2 separate regions of the Homo sapiens genome follow, and region 2 is linked to region 1. The links are chromatin contacts, found by Hi-C in ENCODE. All regions are on one chromosome and are shown on one strand. The core of a region is the stretch at or near the end of the contact, and the rest is flanking DNA. Distances in the headings are between cores, read along the strand shown. Region 1 holds the start of OR51F1 (olfactory receptor family 51 subfamily F member 1). Region 2 holds the start of OR51G1 (olfactory receptor family 51 subfamily G member 1).

Evidence for each region. A loop is a pair of places that touch in the nucleus more often than their neighbours do.
Region 2: a loop to region 1 is called in a map with no recorded cell type, with 2.6 times the contacts of the local background. The contact joins the promoter of OR51G1 here to the promoter of OR51F1 in region 1. A Hi-C loop is called at or near these places in 1 of 37 single-sample maps with no recorded cell type.

Annotation. Positions count from the first base shown.
Region 1 is chr11:4,767,628-4,773,780 of GRCh38, forward strand. It overlaps OR51F1 (olfactory receptor family 51 subfamily F member 1), which reads right to left and starts at 2,311. Exons shown (of 1, transcript NM_001004752.2): 1 at 1,352-2,311. The coding sequence starts at 2,311. The coding sequence ends at 1,352. The region is part of intron 2 of MMP26 (matrix metallopeptidase 26); the gene reads left to right.
Region 2 is chr11:4,921,047-4,927,199 of GRCh38, forward strand. OR51G1 (olfactory receptor family 51 subfamily G member 1) reads right to left here and starts at 3,293. Exons shown (of 1, transcript NM_001005237.1): 1 at 2,328-3,293. The coding sequence starts at 3,293. The coding sequence ends at 2,328. The region is part of intron 2 of MMP26 (matrix metallopeptidase 26); the gene reads left to right.

The DNA of each region.
Region 1 (6,153 bases), core at 1,061-3,560:
ACCAGTTCACATGGTATAAAAATTATCATTATCAGTGATTTCAAGCTACTAATATGACATCATATAATGCATAGTTAGATATGCAAAAATAGGCTCTTGCAAGCTGGTGTGTGCTCTCTCCAGCACACTGCTGCCCTCAGTATTTGTGGGGTACCTGGTACATTTCTTCCACCTATCACTATTTTTCCAATGGCAATAAAATTGATGTGACTGCCTTTAGGTTTCCATCTCCATTTCCCTCTGATTTTATTCTGCCATTATATGCAATTGACATTTTTAAGCTTCTGTCTGTCTCTTAAATCCAAAGAGTTACCATAAGTTCGTTTTCAGAAACCAAACATTTTGTGTCTGTCTCTGTAAAACTGTGTATAGGCAAGAACTATGAATTCTTTACCTTGGTTCTTTAGCTGGTTAAGGAGTCACATAGGTCTTTAATGGCATTTGTGAAAACTGTGAAAACTATGGAAAATAATGTGAGTATGTTTATCTATGGGGAAAGGTCCATAAATTTCATTAGCTTTCTAAGGGACCACAATGCAGAAAAAGGTTCAGAACATCTGCCCCAAACTTCCTTGTAATTTACTTTACATTCTTTTCTAGTTCTCTCAAGTTCCCATTCCCTGTGATAAATTAGCAAGTGTGCCTCACCCCTAAAGCTTTTCTTTGGACTGTCCAACACTGGATAGTGACTCACATGCCATGACATATCTATTCCTACCTTTTGTATTATGAATTATCCATGAAGAAAACAGCTAGAGTATATTCTAAGAAGGTTACTACAACTTTTTAAGACAAAGGATGGAACCATGGAGATCCAGGTCTTACTTTTGATCTTAAAACATTTCTGCTACATGACTTTGGCAGAGTATGTAATACAGTGATGAAGAGCATAGCATTTGAGATACAGAACACCTGGGTTCAAATCTCAACTGTGCCTCATGTTATTCACATGGCCTTTGGGGGCCTAAATGTCTATAAATCTGTTCCATCATCTGTAATATATCGCTAATAGTAATATATATTTCATTTCGCTGTTTTGGAAGAATAAATGGAATATGTCTTAAAAGCAGTTAGTAGAACACCTAGCCTGAAACAAAGAGTCAATACATGTTAATTGCCAGGAGTATTATTTATCATTTCATTATTGTTATTTTCCTAATTCCACTACAAATGTCTTGGGTGATATATCATACTTATATTTTATGACCAAATATACAACATATTTACTATTTGTTTGGTGAATGAAAAATATTTTAAAAACCCACATGCAATAGGCAGTAAGAGAGCAAGTTCGCTTTTCTACAGTGCAAGTCATTCATGCCAGGTTTGTATCAAATAAAACTATGTCTGTTCATTTTGTAAGCAGCAGACTGAGCATAGCCTTGCGGATTTGTTTTGTTTTTACACTGTCGATGATGGGGTTGAGCACAGGGGGTAAAAGCAGGTATACATTAGCCATCACTGAATGGACTACTCTGGGGGCTGACCGACCATAGCGATACACCAAGGACAGGCTCAGCATGTGGATGTAGAAGAAAGCAACTGCTCCCACATGGGAGACACAGGTGCTGAAGACCTTGTGCCATTCTTCAGGGGAGGCAATTCTGAGGACAGAGTGAATAATTAAGATATATGACAGGACAATGCATGGTGTATCTATTCCAGTGGTCAGGATGAGATCAATTAATCCACAGATGCTATTTGCCCGAATGTCTGAACATGCTAATTGAATCACATCTGGATGGTAACAATAGGAGTGAGAAAGGGCATTCATTCTACAGAAATAGAGAGGCTTAAGGAGCAAAAGTAGTGGCAATATTAGTACTATAGCACGTGTAATCATCAGAAGACCCATTTGAATGATTCTGGAATTAGTGAGAATGGTAGTGTACCTCAGAGGGTCACAGATGGCCACATAACGGTCAAAGGCTGTAGCCACCAGCACTCCAGATTCCATAAAAGTGAATCCATGAAGAAAAAACATCTGGACAATGCAGCTATATAGACTGATTTCACGTGCCTCAAACCAGAGGATACCTAATGTTGTTGACAATGAAGAAACAGTCAAGCCCAGATCAGTGGCTGATAGCCTGAAGAGGAAATAATACATGGGTTCATGGAGACTCTGCTGGGTAATGATGACAAACAGGATCACGCTGTTCCCAGAGAGGGCAATGGCATAAAAACAACAGAAAGGAATGGAGATCCAGACATGGGCAGACTCTAGGCCAGGAATGCCGGTCAACAAGAAGGTTGGAAATTTAGATGTTGAGTTGCTTAGGATTTCCATGGTGTCCTGGTTTTGCAGCATTTGTCCTCACAATGCTTCCATCCTATAGAAGTGATACATTAAGTGTTATGTAAAATATTTAGATACATTTTCTTTTAGTTAGTAGAGTTATCCAAGGTCATAGATAAGATCTGCATCATTGAGAAACCTTTAAATTAAATTATAATGTTCATCTACCACTCATAATCAGAAATAGTTCACAAAAATATGTTTTTGTACCATAAAATTCAAGGGAAATATGTCCATATGATTTTATACATTTTCATGATAGTGTCCATTTACAGAATATATTAAGATGCATCATATTGTAAGATTATTTGAATAAAGACTTAGCTGAGAAAAAATAAGTATCCTCAATTTTGAATATTTTGTGAGTACAATGAATAATAGCCACTTAAAAATATCCATGGTTCTTCAGTGACCATAAGGGTATGAGTCTGCAGACACAGATCTCCAGATATTTGCCAGGAATATAAAGTTATCAATGTATATTTATCATTTTCATCCAACACTATAGGTAAACAACTTCAGAGACTAGAATTATAAGAGAAAAACAATGAGGACAGAACTCTCCAGAAGACTGGAATGCACTATATACACTAAAGCAAGATGAGACTGGTTTTATGGGGACTATGAAAACCAAAAGAGGCTGGGCAGGTGGCTCATGCCTGTAATCCCAGCACTTTGGAGGCAGAGGTGGGCGGATCACGAGGTCAAGAGATCAAGATCATCCTGGCCAACATGGTGAAACCCCGTCTCTACTAAAAATACAAAAATTAGCTGGGCATGGTGGCGTGTATCTGTAGTCCCAGCTACTTGGGAGGCTGAGGCAGGAGAATCGCTTGAACCCAGGAGGCAGAGGTTGCAGTGAGCCAAGATTGCACCACCGCACTCCAGCCTGGTGACAGTGAGAGACTCCGTCTAAAAAAGAAGAAAAAAAAAAAACATGGTGTGAAGACCGGATGTTACATGAGCAGCTGTGTCGAATTGCTTGCGCTGTGAAGCCTAGTAAGGATTAAAAAATTCAAATGCAGCTGAGAGCCATTAGCGATCCCAGAAAAAACAGTGGAAAATTGAGAACCTGCTACAGTGTGGTAATGATGAAAGTATTAGCAGTGGAGGTACGGTTTATTTTAAGAAACTTGGCAGTGAAGGCAAGGGGAGAAGTAGGCCATGTCTAAAGAAGGGGTATCAGGTAGATGGAGAATTTTTGCAAGATGGGACAGAATTCGAGAAATTGATATGTTTATAAACGGAGGTTAAAAATGTAGCAGATAATGAGAAATTTAAAATATAGAATGTGAAGGATTTATTGATCTATAAAAGTCCTTAAGAAAGTAGTGGGTGATTAAGTGTAGAGCATGAGTAACCTTCAAAAAAATGAGGACCATCATTTGCACTGACACTAGTAAGTGTCAAATATGTAAGTTTGTGGAGAGTTATATAAGGAAATTGTTACCTTTTTCTCTGTGAAGTATTTGGGGGTAATTTACTGCTGTTCAAAAGTGTAAAGTGATGGCTGCTGGCTTCCGGATACAGTAGACGTTTTCAGGAGACAGCGAATGAGAAGGGCAATTGGCTCAGTAAACAGAAATGCTATATCGCCTCTTTCAAGTAAAATTCCAAGAATAATTTTGTCAATTAATATATTTATATTGTTCAAATCAATTCTGGGGAGAATTAAATTAAATAATAGCAGTATTCATGAGTATAATGTTAGTATTTTTCAATCAAGTCTTTAAAAAATTAGATGTGTCAAATTCATGAGAGTAAATATTCTGTAGCAAGGATACAAGTTACTGTTCCCTTTATGCTAGTATTCTGTGGTTTATTTTAAATCTCCAGTTGTCTGATTTTCAATTCAATCTGAGAAACATTATGAAAATATTTAAGTATGAATTATTAGAGGTTGTATATCTACATGTTATGTGGATCGATGAGGACAGGGCAAACCCTCATGATATCTGACTTTTCTATAAACCCATATGACTATTTGTGAATAGGTAACAAAGTAAAAGTCAACACGATAAATATATCTATCTCCCTTCTTACCAGCTTTACGTGGAAAGAGGAACCTTCTCTGTCTTTGCTAGATGAGGAAGGATAGACTACAGTTCTGGAGCCATGGACTTTATAGTAAGGTAGAATTGAGCTGTGAGATTATTTGTATGATTTATGTCTCTCTGCAGCCAAAGACAGAGCAAAAAAGAAACCACCCTCTCTCCCTATCTATAAAAATTAGAGGGCAGGAGTGTGTAATCCCAGAGGGTTTTAGTTACTAATCCAAGTAACCTGTGGTCCACAGGGACATTAAATGCAGAGGAAAATAAACCAAATTATGCATATAAATAGAAAATTTACACACTGTTCATAGCATTGGGGAATAGAGAGATGTACATCATTGTCTCTGGATTATAAGTGTACTGGCAAGATAGGAAAAGAAACCACTGTTCACTGGGATCATTATGGTCACAATAAAGAGGGAAAACTTTACACCCAGTCTCTAGGCTCCTATGCCTACATTTCCACATTGAACCATAGGGAGAATGATAGATGTCCATTCTCAAATCCATTCTTTTTCAAACACTGAGTTTTCCCCCAGTAAATGTGTCAGCTCCTGATATATTAATTTGGCCCTGTTTTGCTAGTAGCTAGGGTTACCATGAATGAATGATGTTCTCATGTGCATGTATTCTTACTCTGTTCCCTGCTGTTTTCTTGCATTAATACTTTCAAGCACCTGATTATTGAGAGAGTTTTTTCATTTTTGTCAGTGTAGGCAGTTGACTAATGGATGCAGACACTTTACAGTCTACTAATTCTAGGTTCATAAGAAAAGTCTCACATTCAAGCCTTTTGTTTCTCCTTTATAGAGAAGCTGCACATTTGTGGAGACAGTCTTGTTTTTGTTTAGGTATCAATAATACCAGTAATTTGTTCCTCACTCAGCTATTTTTCTTTGATTTCTACTCTGCTATTACTCCTGTGCATTCCTGTTCAAGTAATTTTAATGGCTGAAAGTGTGATGGGTTCAATTGAAGCACTATATCTCTACCCGGCATTCCCATCAACTGTTTTGACTAATACTTCCACGACAAAAATGAACTATAATCAAATCATTTTATAAGTCAGAAATAAATAATTAAAAGTTTCGCCTCTGTTGTCTTAAAGAGCTAACTATCTAGAGTTTTCACCCAAATATCTGTGACGGTCAGATTGTAAAATAATAAAATAGTCCCTCAGTACTCCTACCTTCTTGGACTCAGCCCATGTTTATCCTCTGCTGTTGAGTGTGGGTAGGACCTCTGACTAACTTCTAACCAATAGAATATGGCAAAGTTGACAGGATATCATCACATATATGTCATATAAGATCTGTCTTTGGTGAATCAAGGTTCCATGTTTGGCAAACCTATGTGGCAAAAGACTAAGAGTGGACTCCAGCTAACAACCAGCCAAGAACTGAACATGGCCTCCTAGCCAACATGTAGCAAGAAACTGAGTCCCTCAACTCAACAGGCCACAAGGAACTAATAGAATCTAGCAACACTTCATAAGCTTGGAAGGATAGCCTTCCACAATAAGGCTTCAAATGAGACACAGCCTTTGGAGAAAACTCAGCAAAGCTGTATTCAGACTCCTGACTTACAGGAATTCAGAGGTGTAGTGTTTGTGGGGTTTTTTTTTTTTTTTTTGCTAATTGGTTTTGAATTTTTATTTTTATTTTTAGTTCTGGAGTACATGTGCAGGATGTGCAGGTTTGTTACACAGGTAAACATGTGCCATGGTGGTTTGCTGCGACTATCCACCCATCACCTAGGTATTAAGCCCAGAATGCATTAGCTATTTTTCCTAATACTCTC
Region 2 (6,153 bases), core at 2,043-4,542, 150 kb after region 1:
CTGTCCTGATTTCCAAACAATATCCCATGAGCTGAGTAACAAGTTGGTATTGAAGGGATAACTGACAAATGGCAGAAAGCATAGGCGCAGCTTGTAGGACTTTTATATTCTTGTGACAAGTGGATGAAGTACCTATCTTATTTGAACTCTGTAAAAGGGAAGCTCTTCTTTTCCCTAGGCTCACAATTCAGATGTAGTCCAAAGAGCTCTGCTATAACCAAGTTGTCCCAAATCCTGCCTTGGGGCCTCAGTCTAGCAAAGAGAGAGGCATACTGACTTTTCCAAAAGAGGCCCAGCATGAGTAAGTGGACTAGGTTGTAAACATGGATAAAATACAATAAAACAAAACAAAACAAAATAAAATAAAATAAATGACAGTGGCAGATCCGTGAGGGATTCAAGTCATGCACTGGCCAAAGGCTGATGGCTTCATCCAGTATGGAAACACTGTACTAAGAAAAAGTGTAGTTACGGAAGGTTTCTAATTTGGGACACATATGCATGCATGTGCAGATCTGTATGGTTTCACTTGTGTGAGCATGTAAGCACTGTTGTTCAGTGCATGTATCTTATCAAAACTTGGTATTTCACGAGAATGTATATTTGTATGAATCTACATATTTAAAATACTCGAGCCATTGTGTACCTTTGTATGTATTCATGATCATATGCACTTATTTAAAGTTATGCAAAAGCGGTTATGTTTGCAGTTGTTTTCTTTGGTGTCTTCTTCACAGGGAAAGAAGAGGCTCTAAAATAGATCTTTATTAATTTTTAAAAAGTTTTATTAAAAGTTATTGCTTTTAAAAAATTTGTATAATTTTAAAGGGTACAAGTGCAGTGTTGTTACATAGATATATTGCATAGTGGTGAAGTCTGGCCTTTTACTGTAACCATCACCTGAGTAATGTGTATTGTACCCATTAGGTAATTTCTCATGCCTTACTGCCCTCCCATTCTCCTACATTTCTGAGTCACCAGTGTTTATTATTTCGAACACTATGTCCAGGTGTAAACATTATTTAGCTTTCACTTATAAGGGAGAACATGCAGTATTTGACTTTCTGTTTCTGAGATGTTTCACTTAATGGCCAACAAGCATATGAAAAAATGATCAACTTAATTGATAATTTTTAGTGTAGGTAACTTGCTTCTAGCTCTACTAGTTAAATTTACTTCTTCTTCATGGTGAATTTCACATTTTTATGTTTTCCTTCTGGTGACTTTCCTTTCTGGAATCTAGAGTCAAGACAAGGTAACTAGAAAGAGAAGAAATTGCTGTTTAAAACCCTCTCCTTCTCATGACTCCACATAAAGTCATAGCAGAAAATACCTACATGAATATATAAAGAGTTACTAAGTTCACTCCCTATGTATCTAGATATATGTGATAATGTACAGAAATGAATTCACACAAACTGGCCAACTAGGATATATGTACCAACACAAACAAGCATGACACAGCAGATTTATATGCCAAGGAATATCAAAATACACCAAGAAAGAAAAACAGCAGTATTTGTTTCTTCATGCAGACTTTGTTTGATATGGCTAGATACAGAGATGAGAGAAACGTCTTACAAATAAGCACAAAATAACACATAATTTTCTTTTACATTTTTACTCTTTTACCTTCATATCTAAAGGAAGAAATCAAGGCTTTTCCCCAGTTACTCAGGTGATAATCCTCAATCTCAATTACATCTTTTGAGGATTATCCATGCATAATTTTGTGCTGTTTCAATTTGATAACTTCCCTTAAACTCCCAGGGTGTCTCCTCCTTTTCTTAATTTTGTGGGCATATGTTTAGTAAAGACTATCATGAAAAATCATTGCCTGGGGTGTGGATATAGATATGTACAAATATGTTGTAAATGAATAAAATCTGTAATTATGATAAAGTAACATAAAAATAAATAAATAAAAATATGTTTAAACAGTTAATCATCAATGAAATTACACTGGCCAGAGAATTGAAAGATGAAACTTTTGTACTGTTTTAGATTTTGTCCAATCATAATGGTTAATATTTATTGAAAATTGTATATTTGCCAGACACTGTGTTAGAAAACTACCTAAATTATTAAATATTTACAACATCCCTATGAGGAAGGAAGGTATTATAATTATTTCCTTGCTCATTCTGCAGTTGAGGAAACTGGAGAACAGAGAGGTAAGTAACTTTCTCCTGGTCACACTGCCTTATGTTGCACAGCCAATTGCCTTTTTGTTGACAGTCAACGGTTTATTATTTTGCCACAGCACAGCTGAAAACAAACAGAAACCTGTGGGCTTTATGTCCAAAACTTCCTCTCTTTACTCTAACTTAATCCTTCCAAAAACACCTAAGTGACTTTATAAACTGAAACTTCTTAATGATGCGCTGGCGAATTTGCTTGGTCTTGATGCTGTAGATGATGGGGTTCATAAGGGGTGGTACCAGCAGATACACATAGGACATGAAGAGGTGTACAACGCGGGGCAGATGTTCACCAAAGCGATGCACAAGAGACAAGCCAATCATGGGGATGTAGAAGAGCAGTACAGCACAGATATGAGAGACACAGGTGTTGAGGGCTCGGAGTCGCTCCTGGTGGGAGGCAATGCTGAGCACGGTGCGAAGGATGAGGGCGTATGAGAGAAAGATGAGCAGGGAGTCCACACCCACGGTGCAGGCCACAACAAAGAGCCCATAGATGTGATTGACAATGATGCTAGAGCAGGCCAGCTTCATGATCTCCAGGTGAAGACAATAAGCATGAGCCAGCACATGGGAGTGGCAGTATTGGAAGCGCTTCAGGAGGAATGGCAAGGGGAGGATGAGGAGAGCACTTCTAAGCACTGAGCTTAGCCCCATCTTGACAATACATGCAGGTGTCAGGACGGTGGAGTCATGCAGTGGGTTGCAGACGGCCACGTAGCGGTCAATGGACATGGATAACAGAACTGATGACTCCATTGAAGACAAGGTGTGGATGAAGAAGAGCTGAGTGAAACAGGCAGGGATGCCAATCTCTCTGGTATCAAACCAGAAAATGCCCAGCACAGTGGGCAGTGTGGAAAGGCAAAGGCCTAAGTCTGTGACAGCTAGCATGCCCAAGAAATAGTACATGGGTCCATGGAGAGTGGCATCAGTACAAATGACGTGGAGAATGGTGAGGTTCCCCAAGATAACTGTCAGGTAGATGAAGCAGAAGGGAATAGAGATCCAGCCATGGAGACCTTCTAGACCTTGGAAGCCCGTCAGGAAGAAAGTGGCTCTTTGGAGGCTGCTATTAAGAAGAATTGTCATAGCTTTACAATCTTGGACTCAGAAACCTGGAATATAGAATGAGATTCCTGGAAAGTGACAAGGCTGAATTCTCACTCACCTAAATGTCCCAAGATCAGCCAGTAAGGAAGCATCTGCAGATGGCATAGGGGAGAACTGGGTGGGGGCTGATCTATTAGCCTTTTCTACTGGGTCTAGGAAGGAGACTTTTGATGGATGAGGAGGCAAATAATAGTAGGCTAATCTGAAGCCTGGAACAAAGGAACATCTTGGAAGAATCTTGGACTTCAGAAAACAATTCTAGAAAAGGGGAATTTGGGACTTCGTTCTGAGAGATATGATACGAGATGTATGTCTTTAATAGCAGGGCAGTTAAGCCAGGACTGGATCTAGAGATGGGAAGGAAGAAGAGATTTACACTAGGTTTGAAACACAAGGAGCAAAGGAGAAAAATCTGAAATCACCAGGAAAAGCCTGAAATCTTTGGTTTAGAATGAGGAAACGAAACCAGAAGGCATTCAGAGTGAGTTTTGCCTGTGGGGCTGGGATTGATATGACATCTAGGTATCCAGGTCTGTTCCTGTAATATCTGAACTGAGTTCTCCTTTGTTCTGCCTTCATAAATTTTATTCAATTGCATTGAAAAATGCTCTATTGTGTTATATATATATAAGTGTAGTGTGACTAGTACATTGTCACATGCATTAAAATCCTAAAAGATAACATTTATTAAATGCATTGTGAGCCTGTTAATTTGTAAATGCCTAATGTGCATTACATCATTCAACTCTGACACCAGTTCTATCTTGTAAGTTCTATTCTTAGGAGCATAGTACAGGTGAGAAAATTGTAGCGCAGAGAGGTAAAGTGACCTGGGTAGGTTTACAGAGCAAGTAAGTGTTGGGGATGAAATTTAAACCCTGACATTGTACTGCAAAGTCTATGTTATTGGACATTAAACCGTATTTTCCCACTACTATTGCACAGTACTTTAGCCATTAGAAGAGAACATTAAAAAAATTAAATTTAAAATCCCATGCGTTTCCTATCTTGGAAAAGTCTATGAATAGACATTTCCATTATATGAATACCATTCAATAAGTCAAGATGGATGGCAACAGAAGACACATGTTTTAGAGACCGAGTCCAGTTTGGATATGCTGAATTTAAAGAGAAATTTCTGGGGAGAGGGTCTAGAGGATATTATATGTAGCGATTGTGGTGTGACTGAGGGCTTGAGTTACAGGTATGCACCGTGGGTATGGAGAAAGTCCCTAGGAGATGAATGGTGAAAAGGAAAGATGGGGGGTCAGTTCATAAAACTGATAACTTTTAAATGAGGGCAGGTCATAATGTTAAAACTAGAAAGGGGACAGAGAATGGAGAATCAGAGAAATAGGATGAAAGTAATAGTACATAATGTCAATAAAACCAAGCCACCACTGTTAACTACAAAAAAAAAAAAAATGAAGTAGGACAAGTTTGTTTGTTTGTTTGTTTGTTTTTTAGACATTTTACTTACAATGGCTAAGTCACTGTTAATTTTTCAGAGACTGTTTTAATAGACTGGCAAAGCATTGTAAGGGCTTACCTTATTAGTGGGTGAGGAGGATTAAGTAAAAAGTTTATATTCTGTGCCATTTCCCTCTGAGAGAAAATCTACAGATGGGTGAGAATATTAGGATTTTTTAGAAAAGAAAGATAGGAAGTTGAGAACATTCTTTCAAAAAGCTTCTGTTTCTTTCCTGGCAAAGTAGAAGCACATTGAAGGGCCTCTACTGAAGAAAGAATACAATCCCTGTAGCTTTTGCCACTCACATTTCAAATCCAAATGAATAACAATAAAATAATAACAATTTAATATAAGAATAAAACCATTCTTGTTTTATGATTTCAAATGAGAAGCAAAAAAAAGGGATATAAAGAACGATGGCAAGGAAAGAGGAAGAAATAAAGGAAAGAAGTAGAGACTTGGAGGGGAACTGGGCTGTGAAGGAAAAAGTAGATATCAAAGGATTTGCAGAGTTTGCTGTGAGCAGTTTAGGCAGTGATGCAAGCCCTTATGGGAGAGAGAGCATTCATTAAGTGAGAAAATGGCAACATATTTTAATAAGAAATAGCAATAAAGAAGAGAAAATTTTCCATCAATAAAAGAGAAATTCAAGTAAAAGTTTAAATATATGTATGACTTTTCAGCCAGCAGGCATAGTGAAGCTGGTTTGATTCTATCTTACTCTGAGCCATTTCAGAGTTTGAGAAATACCAGAAACCTTTGGAGGTCATCTATGTTCACATTTATGTCTCCAGACAGAGAAAAGTCATTCTGCCTACCTAGTGAGAGGTTGCAATCATAGTATTCCATCCCATTTATTTTCTCACTTTCAAAATATAGTCCTTGCATATTATATTTTGGATATGGGTAAGAGGCAAGTGTATAAGGTATGAGGAAAAAAAATAAATAAAAGCACATCATGACTCACACCCAAGAAATGGAATTGCTGCATCATCAGAGCTCACAAGCCTAGCACAGATTTGGAACTTAGTAAAGTCTGCTCAATACATGTTGAATAAATGTATGAGTGAATGGATAAAAAGAGATGAAATGCAATAGGGATTACACAGAATAGTTTTTAGTGCAGCTATTGTCCATTTTCTTCTCAATGGCACTTACCTCCAGATTAGTGGATCAGAGAAGTATCATCTGATTTCCTCCACTAGACTGCATGAGACACCACTGTCCTTTCAGCTCTAATTTATTGAAATAAATGAATGTCATCCTAGGGTTTATGACAGACAGAAAAGAGGTGGGCCGGGCAATGATCCTGATGAGACTCTGACTCCCTCTGGCTCCTGTTCCTCATATGGTTGCATACAATGTTGT